Regions from separate parts of the Homo sapiens genome. Here region 2 is linked to region 1. The links are chromatin contacts, found by Hi-C or POLR2A ChIA-PET in ENCODE. All regions are on one chromosome and are shown on one strand. Each heading gives the region's core, a stretch centred on a gene start or an enhancer-like site at or near the end of the contact. The rest is flanking DNA. Distances are from core to core; before and after follow the strand shown. Region 1 holds the start of PVRIG (PVR related immunoglobulin domain containing). Region 2 holds the start of ZKSCAN1 (zinc finger with KRAB and SCAN domains 1).

Evidence for each region. A loop is a pair of places that touch in the nucleus more often than their neighbours do. ChIA-PET counts read pairs that join two places held with the same protein, here RNA polymerase II (POLR2A). Pooled maps may share reads with other maps.
Region 2: a pooled map shows a loop between it and region 1 (4-fold over the local background). The contact joins the promoter of ZKSCAN1 here to the promoter of PVRIG in region 1. A Hi-C loop is called at or near these places in 1 of 37 single-sample maps with no recorded cell type and 5 of 50 pooled maps. POLR2A ChIA-PET finds 5 or more read pairs at or near these places in 3 of 52 experiments (BJ and activated naive CD4-positive, alpha-beta T cell).

Annotation. Positions count from the first base shown.
Region 1 is chr7:100,218,439-100,222,941 of GRCh38, forward strand. It overlaps PVRIG (PVR related immunoglobulin domain containing), which reads left to right and starts at 1,511. Exons shown (of 5, transcript NM_001397246.1): 1 at 1,511-1,590; 2 at 1,676-2,026; 3 at 2,109-2,235; 4 at 2,322-2,382; 5 at 2,490-3,052. The coding sequence starts at 1,533. The coding sequence ends at 2,813. It also overlaps a transcript of STAG3 not described here and the pseudogene CASTOR3P. RefSeq lists enhancers at 1,401-1,530, 1,591-1,660, 3,051-3,150, 3,171-3,270 and a silencer at 2,581-2,630.
Region 2 is chr7:100,012,208-100,017,237 of GRCh38, forward strand. ZKSCAN1 (zinc finger with KRAB and SCAN domains 1) reads left to right here and starts at 3,389. Exons shown (of 6, transcript NM_003439.4): 1 at 3,389-3,519. RefSeq lists a silencer at 3,475-3,644.

The sequences.
Region 1 (4,503 bases), core at 261-2,760:
GGCTTGCCTCCCACATGGCACTGCTGGGCATTGTCTGTTAATATTGAATAATTGTTTTAAGATTATTTTCAATAAGGCTTTACCTTTTTTAACTTGCACTGTGGCCATGAGCTCTGCTGGAAGTGACTTGTTGGTGTTATCTCCTCAGTTATAAAGTGAAGGGATTTTTCTTTTTCAGATTACTGAGAGTCTTCCGTTACTAGGTAAGTCACCGCATCCTTATAACTCCAGGTGACACTGACTGGGGTTTATGGGATGAAAGAGGAGTGTGTGCTTGGATGATGGGGTGTGATAGTGAAGGGGTGAAAGGTTTCTTCTCACACATAGACATCGTGAGGTCTTCCTTGAGCTCTTTAGAGCCTTCCCTCGGGATAGGATGAAATACTGAGATCCTAGAAAGGATTCACAAAACGTGTCACTCATCAGCGCAGATTCACCGATTCACCCCTAGATGTGTGTGGGATTTGGATGGCAGAGAGAAACAGGCACTGAAGATTTTTGGTCAGGACAGGGCAGAGAAATAAGAAGAGTTGAAAATTCACCAAAGGATAGATAAACCCAGGGCGTTTAGAGAAAACCTGTAGTGTGCAAAGGAGCCCAGAATCCTGGGGCAACTTGGAGGGAAATATACTTAATTTGATTCACTAAGTTAGGCCCAGTGAAGGGATTGGGTGGCATAGGTAGAAGCCGAAAAATAAAGTATCTTGTATTGCTGGAGTAGCCTCTGTTTCTGAGGTCACATCCAAACTTAGCGAGGCAGCTTAACCTGGTGAGAGACATGGGTTCAACTCCTGGCTTCTGCACTGCTAGGGCAGAGGACTGCTGTTTGCTGACACAATCTTGGTGCGTTGGAAGTGAAAGGGAAGAGGCACTGGTGGCTGTGCTTTGGGCCCGAGCAGCCAGAAGCCAGTTGCCATCACCTATGACGAGGAGACAGCGCCTGGGGCAGAGCCCAGTATGGGGTGCGTTCAGGGTAGATCAGGAGGTATGAGTGGGTAGTGGGCGAGCCAGGCTGGGGGTTGTGGGGGAGGCCTGCATTGCAGGTGTAAGCGTGGGACCCACATCAGATTGGTAGTGGGTCATGCATGCTGGGCTGGCTCTCAGGTCCTCCCTGCTGGCTTCCCACTCCCAGGGGCTTTCTCCTCCGATTCCTTAGCTGGGTGAGGGGCGGGACAGAGCCCTTTCTTAGGGAAGCCCGGCACCCCTTGCTGTCCAGGGAAGGGGAGTCCTTCTAGCCCCTGACAGCTTCTCTGCCCCTCCCCTGGCCTCCCCAGGCCTAGCCAGGGCTGGGTTCTCACCCACCTGTGCCGCCCTGCCTTGTTACCTGGAAGCACAGCCTTGGGGACTGAGCAGGCCCTCACTGTCACTTTAAGAAGGGAATCAGCCACTTTGTGCTCACCACCTCTGGGGAAGGTGTGAGAGGAGAGAAGGAAGTGGCTGTTTGGCTGCTGACAACATGAAGACTTCCTGCGATGAGAACAGAGGCACAGGTGCCGGCCCTGCAGCCCCCAGAACCTGGACTGGAGGGGGCCATGGGGCACCGGACCCTGGTCCTGCCCTGGGTGCTGCTGACCTTGTGTGTCACTGCGGGTGAGTGCCGGCACCAGAGAGGGGCAGGGGCTGCAGGGAGGGTGATGTAGGACAACAGCCCACCGACCTTGCTGCTGTTCCACAGGGACCCCGGAGGTGTGGGTTCAAGTTCGGATGGAGGCCACCGAGCTCTCGTCCTTCACCATCCGTTGTGGGTTCCTGGGGTCTGGCTCCATCTCCCTGGTGACTGTGAGCTGGGGGGGCCCCAACGGTGCTGGGGGGACCACGCTGGCTGTGTTGCACCCAGAACGTGGCATCCGGCAATGGGCCCCTGCTCGCCAGGCCCGCTGGGAAACCCAGAGCAGCATCTCTCTCATCCTGGAAGGCTCTGGGGCCAGCAGCCCCTGCGCCAACACCACCTTCTGCTGCAAGTTTGCGTCCTTCCCTGAGGGCTCCTGGGAGGCCTGTGGGAGCCTCCCGCCCAGCTCAGACCCAGGTGGGGCCGGGGCGAGGGGTCCAGGAGGGCAGGGAGGGGCTCGGGAACTGGCCACCCATCTGATTCTTGTCTCCGTGCCCAGGGCTCTCTGCCCCGCCGACTCCTGCCCCCATTCTGCGGGCAGACCTGGCCGGGATCTTGGGGGTCTCAGGAGTCCTCCTCTTTGGCTGTGTCTACCTCCTTCATCTGCTGCGCCGACATAAGCACCGGTGAGACCTGGTCCCTGTCCACGTCCCCCTGACACTGGGATGGCCACATGCCCTGCAGAGCTCTGACCATCCTTGCTCTCTCCCAGCCCTGCCCCTAGGCTCCAGCCGTCCCGCACCAGCCCCCAGGCACCGAGAGCACGAGCATGGGTGAGGAGGGGACCTGCTTTGGGGATGAGGTGACAGGGGCAGGGGCAGGGGGGCCAGGGCTGGGCCCAAGCTGTGCAGACTCACTTGACCCTCCTTCCCCCGCGCAGGCACCAAGCCAGGCCTCCCAGGCTGCTCTTCACGTCCCTTATGCCACTATCAACACCAGCTGCCGCCCAGCTACTTTGGACACAGCTCACCCCCATGGGGGGCCGTCCTGGTGGGCGTCACTCCCCACCCACGCTGCACACCGGCCCCAGGGCCCTGCCGCCTGGGCCTCCACACCCATCCCTGCACGTGGCAGCTTTGTCTCTGTTGAGAATGGACTCTACGCTCAGGCAGGGGAGAGGCCTCCTCACACTGGTCCCGGCCTCACTCTTTTCCCTGACCCTCGGGGGCCCAGGGCCATGGAAGGACCCTTAGGAGTTCGATGAGAGAGACCATGAGGCCACTGGGCTTTCCCCCTCCCAGGCCTCCTGGGTGTCACCCCCTTACTTTAATTCTTGGGCCTCCAATAAGTGTCCCATAGGTGTCTGGCCAGGCCCACCTGCTGCGGATGTGGTCTCTGTGTGTGCGTGTGTGGGCACAGGTGTGAGTGTGTGAGTGACAGTTACCCCATTTCAGTCATTTCCTGCTGCAACTAAGTCAGCAACACAGTTTCTCTGATGTCGGCCTCGGCTGTGCTTCTTCTTTGGGGGTGAAGAGAGTGGGGAGGCAGTCTCCACCCCTGGGAGGCAGAAGCCAGGTGAGAACCAGAGTGGGTTGGGGCCTCATTGCAGGGCTGGGGTTGGCCCAGGGAGAGGGCAGTGTCCCAATCTTAGAGATCTGTCCTGGCTTCTCAGAGTGGCAGGGGTGTTGGGGGAGCTTCCTGAGGGACACCTGTGGCTGCCTAGATAGGGCTGGGGGATCCCAGTGGGATGGTCTCTGCTCCAATCCCACCATGTTCTAGGACAACAGCAAGGGTTCCTGGGGCTTTGGCCTGAGAGAAGTCCCTGTGGTTTGACCTGGCTTCCCTCTGCTGGGCTCCCTGCTGTGGCCTGGGCTGGGGTCCTGATGCCCTCCTTCCACAGCTGGCGTTAGGCAGGGTGTGGAGAGTAGGGGGACTCACCTGAAATCTTCCCTCAATCACTTCCCCCGCCTCCTCTCGGGGAAGGCAGAGGCCTTCACAGACATGGGGGACTCCCCACAAAATGTTCCATCCAGAGCCAACCTTTCTGCTTGGTAGAGCTGTGTCTCCCCCTCAGCCTAGTTCCAGGGCGGGTCCGTGTCTCCCACCCCAAACTAGTTCCAGGGTGGGTCCCTGTCTCCCACCTCAGACCAGCTTTGGGGCTGGTCCGTGTCTCCCCCTTCAGACTATCTCTGGGGCAGGTCCATGTCTCCCACCTCAGACTAGCTCCAGGGCAGGTCTGTGTCTCCCCATTTAAACTAGCTCTGGGGCGGGTCCGTGTCTCCCCCATCAGACTAGCTCCGGGGCGGGTCTGTGTCTCCCACCTCAGACTAGCTCCAGGGCAGGTCCATGTCTCCCACCTCAGACTAGTTCTGGGGCGGGTCTTTGTCTCCCCGCTCAGACTAGCTCTGGAACGGGTCCTTGCCTTCCCACTCAGATTAGTTCCGGGGTGGGTCCATGTCTCCCCGCTCAGACTAGCTCCAGGGAAGGTCTGTGTCTCTTCCCTCAGATGAGCTCCTGGCAAAGCCTCCCCCGTCAGACTAAGACTCCTAGGCAGAGCCGTGCCTCCCCCTGGTCCAGCCGGCGACCCCTCATGCCCAAGGCAGCCCTACCCATTGAAGTAGGACATGACATCCATGAGGAGTGTGGCAACAGCAGGCAGCGTGTCGGGGTCCAGGCTGGTGACACAGAACCTGTTGCTCGGGCTGGACAGTGGGTGGATGACCGGCATCTGGACTGTAAGAGCACAAAGATGTCAGGCACTGAGGCTGGGACTGAAAGCAGCAGCTCTGGTGAGTGCAGGGCCTGGGAAGAGGGCTGGGGAGGGCTCAGCCGCAGGCCCTGAGAGACTCATTCACTGCTGCTTCTCCAGCCTCTACCACCAATTACCACCGTCCTGATTCTCCATCTCACTCTCAGGCCCCTGGGCCTTTGCACATGCTGTGCTGGCTGCCTGG
Region 2 (5,030 bases), core at 2,139-4,638, 200 kb before region 1:
CGTCAAGAAGAAAGAAGAAGACTCAGTAAAATGGGACCTTTGGAATCAGATATAAGACTTGGGTTTGTTTTTTTTGTTTTGTTTTGTTTTTTTTAAGACAGAGTTTCGCTCTTATTGCCCAGGCTGGAGTGCAATGGTTCAATCTCGGCTCACCGCAACCTCTGCCTCCTGGGTTCAAGCGATTCTCCTACCTCAGCCTACTGAGTAGCTGGGATTACAGGCATGCACCACCATGCCCAGCTAATTTTGTATTTTTAGTAGAGGCGGGGTTTCTCCGTGTTGGTCAGGCTGGTCCCGAGCTCCTGACCTCAGGTGATCTGCCCGCCTTGGCAGCAGCACCCCATCTGGAGTGGCCACTGCCATGATGCTGGCTGCAGTGAGTGAGGCATAGCTGGGATCGCAGCACTCCACAGAGCTGGAGGGAGCTGGGAACACATGGAAGCCCCCACTCCTTCCAAGTTGGAGGGACAGGAGACCCTCCCTCCCAGGAGTAGCTGCAGCCACCCAGTCACAGCCGCAAACCCGGGCTCCCCTTCAGCATTGACTCCACCAGCTTTCACAACACAGAAGTCAAACTTAGGCAACCACAGTTTCTAGGGTGCCCTTCAGGAACTTTTATTTGTTCAGGGCAGCCAGCCAATTTTTAAGCACAATGTCTCTTTGTAATCATAAATCATTAGTTTCATGATTCTTTCAACACTTTCATCTTAGAGTCCTTTCAAAACTCTTGGGTGGATACCACCTGATCTTGTCAGCTGAGCTTGTTTGCTGACAGGTCTAGAACCCTGGGGTTACAAACGTTATTGCCTATATTCCCTCTGACTATCTGTGGGACCAGTAATCTCATTTCTTGGAATCCATCCTTAGGAAGTAATCAAAGATGTCGAGGCCAGGCGCGGTGGCTCACACTTGTAATCCCAGCACTTTGAGAGGCTGAGGTGGGTGGATCACTTGAGGCCAGGAGTTCGAGACCAGCATGGCCAACATGGTAAAACCCCATCTCTACTAAAAATACACAAATTAGCCAGGCATGGTGAGTGCACACCTGTAATCCTAGCTACTTGGGAGGCTGAGGCATGAGAATCACTTGAGCCCAGGAGGCGGAGGTTGCAGTGAGCTGAGATCACGCCATTGCACTCCAACATGGCAACTGAGGGAAACTCTCTCAAAAAAAAAGAAAGAAAAGAGGCCAGGTGCAGTGACTCACACCTGTAATCCTAGCACTTTGGGAGGCCGAGGCTGGTGGATCACTTCCTGCCTCTGCCACCCCTGAGACAGCAAGAGCAACCCTTCCTCTTCCTCCTCAGCTTACTCAGTGTGAAGACGATGAGTATGAAGACCTTGATGATGATCTATTTCCACTTACTGAATAGTAAATATATTTTCTCTTCCTTAAAAAACAGTGTTCACATGATATGAATGTAGCAGATACTTCCAGGATACCAGCCTCCTCTTCAATACAACTGCAACTATGGTTTTGAACAGTGTTTAAAATAATATCAATAAATATTTATTTGTATATGAAAACAGGAAAAAGGTAAACTAAAGCCATGGGGATTGTGTTAGGGTGGAGAGATTACCGGTAATTATTTTTCTCCATTTTGCAAATTTCCTTTAATGATACTGTTGTTGCTTCTTTTTTGGATACAGAGTCTAGCTCTGTCCCCAGGCTGGAGAGCAGTGGCACGATCTCGGCTCACTGCAGCCTCCGCCTCTGGAGTTCAAGCGATTCTCCTGCCTCAGCCTCCCAAGTAGCTGGGACTATAGGCGTGTGCCACCACGCCCAGCTAATTTTTGTATTTTTAGTAGAGACGGGGTTTCACCATATGGGCCAGGATGATCTCAATCTCTTGACTTCGTGATCCACCCACCTTGGCCTCCCAAACTGCTGGGATTACAGGCATGAGCCACCGTGCCCGGCCCTTTTTTTCTTTTTTGAGATGGGATCTTGCTCTGTGGCCCAGACTGGGGTGCAATGGCACAATCATAGCTCACTGCAGCCTCAACCTCCTGGGCTCAATCTATCCTTCTACCTCAGCCTCCCAAGCAGCTGGGACCACTGGCACACACTACCCTGCACCCAGCTAATTTTAGTATTTTTTGTAGAGAGAGGGTCTCATTACGTTGCTTAGGCTGGTCTCCAACTCTTGGGCTCAAGAATCCTCCCGTCCCAGCCTCCCGAAGTGCTAAGATTACAGGCTTGAGTCATCGTGTCTGGCCCTGTCATTGCTTTTTAGTTTTCAAACATTTTTTAAAAAGTAAATCTGGCCGGGCACGGTGGCTCACGCCTGTAATTCCAGCACTTTGGGAGGCTGAGGCGGGTGGATCACAAGGTCAGTAGATCGAGACCATCCTGGCCAATATGGTGAAACCCTGTTCTCTACCAAAAATACAAAAATTAACCAGGCATGGTGGTGTGCGCCTGTAGTCCCAGGTACTCAGGAGGCTAAGGCAGGAGAATCGCTTGAACCTGGGAGGTGGAGGTTGCAGTGAGCCAAGATGGTGCCACTGCACTGCAGGCTGGGTGACAGAGCGAGACTCCATCTAAAAAAAAAAAGTAAATCTCTCCAAGCAGTAAGAGTCATGCAACCAAGCTACTGAGTTTCTCCCATGAACTTGTCTCGGAACATAGTGGAAAGTCACAACCATTAAAGCCTGTAGTCCCCCCCACCCTTGCACAACGTGGCCCCCTCTTATGCGTGCCTTACCCTGCAAGGCAAAGATGAAGGCTGTAACTGTGGTAGGTTGTGAAAGCACTTTGAAGGTAAAAGTGTCTGTTGTTACTCTGAAAACTCCTTTTAAACGGCTATAATAGCATATGCCACATGAGCAAAGCACAGAACCTTATAACTATGCTTGCTTGTGGAAAGACATCCCTTGTCCACGGGCCAAGTATTTGAAAATACCACTCCATATAGCTCCAGGGCCCTGAGAGAAGCTACCGTGGCAGCTTTGGGAAACCAGCCACCCTTGGCTTCACTTTGATCTTCCTCAGTCTACATCCTTGTTTCAGTTCCTTTGCCACAGACATACAATTACCAAGTACTATATTGCTTGATAATAACTATAATTACTACAAGGACTGCCTGAGATGAAAAAGACAGGTGAAATCGAACTTTCACATGGACTGGTGTCTGAGCTGGAGAGTCTGTTTGAGTTTGAGTAGGGGAAAGCCTGAAACCCCCCACCACCTGCTCCCGTTAGTCCCTGCATTAACTAGGGGCGGACTGGGACCTGATCCTCCAAGCTGGAGGCTTGAAAACTCAAGGGCAGGCGCCTGGTCCAGCGATTCGGAAACCGAGATGCAAAGTCCTCCCGCGCTCCTAGAGAGGACCCGGAAGCGCGGCGCGGTCCCGGAAGACGAGGTGGTGACACGCTTCCGGCCTTTGTGACTCATTGTGTCTGTGTCGAGGCGTCGGGAGGGCCTAAGTCCGTGTGCGGTGCCCTTCGGCCGGCCTGAGCCCCAGAGTCAGCTCCCCTTTCTCGCCCAGCGCCCCCAGGCCGCTCCCGGGGCTCACGGTGAGACTTGGGGCCGGCCTCTGGGGTGGGAGGGCGGGGCCGCAAGGGTGTGTGCGCGAGGGTGGGCTCCGCAGCTGCGGCCCTGGGACCCCCTCCAGGCGGCCCCGCTGTTGTGCGAAGAGAGTCCATGCCCCTGCCTCCTGGCCGGGCCCGGCCGTAGAAAGCGCCGTTCTTCCTGGGAGACGTCCCCGCCCCACCCCCAGGATCAGGCGGGGAGGGGGCGAGGGTTTCAGTGGCTGAGGGTGCCCGGAGACCCGGGGAGAAGCCGTCTGTGGGCCCCTCTCCCGCAGTGTCGTCATCGCCCTTTGACGTTTCTGCAAACGGGGTCGCGAGCGAACCGACCCCGGTCTTGATTTTTCTGCTCTCCCTTAGTCGCCATTTGCTTTGATTCCGGTGAGGTGTCTTTTTCCCCCCCCGGTTCCTTCGGGACCTCGAGGTGAAATGAGCGGAAGGATGAGAGATGGACACATTTTGAGGTGCCGCATACGTTTCCAGACCTGCCTTTCCTTCTCCCACCCTCATCACTGAGCGGTGATTAAAGAGTATTTGAAGCCTAGTCATAGTGGATAAATAGGTGATTGGGATCTAGTAGAGATTATATACACCCCACTCTTTCAGCTTGATGGAATGCTTTGAAGGCTTTGGAAAAGAGCTGTCCGGGACGTTAGGTGGATTTTTCAATTCTGGATAGTTGCTCTGTTTGACATGGAGTGGGGTGAGAAGTGAAGGGAATTTGTGGAAATTGCACTGTGTCACTAGGAGACTGATTAGCTGAGTGACCTTGGATAAGACGAGACACTCACCAAGTCTTAATTTCGTCATCAATAAAAACTAACTGGATTTTCTCAAAAGGCCCTTCCGACTTCGAAATGATTTGGTCAATGTAATTGAAGAATTAACTACAGTTTAGCTTGACACTCCTCCATCCCTCCCCTCCCTTTCCTGCAGTGCCCCCTGTACACAGTAAGATACTTTCATTATAGAGAGTGGCTGTTCCATGGCCTGGGACCAAAGAAAGCATTTATTGTACGGGCCAGTGCTAGGCGGATTGGAGGCGGTCAATAAATACTTGTTGAATTGAATTGTGGAGAATTCATTGTAACCACATCAGCAAAGCACTGTTAGTATATATGCTGAACAAATGTGGAGAAATCGCTGTTTTACATAGGAAACCATGGTGATTTGCCCCAGAATGTGTATCCAGGTTTGTATCTTCTCTGAATTAACATATAAGATTCTTGTTTATTATTTCAGGCAGTTTTCACCACTCTTAAAATACAAACGAGGAAGCTAGCTACTTAGTCTTTTGCTCATTCTCGATTTAAAAGCATTTAAAATACAGATGAATAGCATATTAAATCTAACATTTTCATTCTGTGGGAGTATCAATATTCTTTGAATAGCTAGCTGTCTTTTAAGGTAGCTTTTTCATATTAAAACATTTGATTGCTCTTTAAAAAAATGAGTGTAAAGGGCAAAGGGCAATTTATTTAAAAAAAAATTTTTTTTTT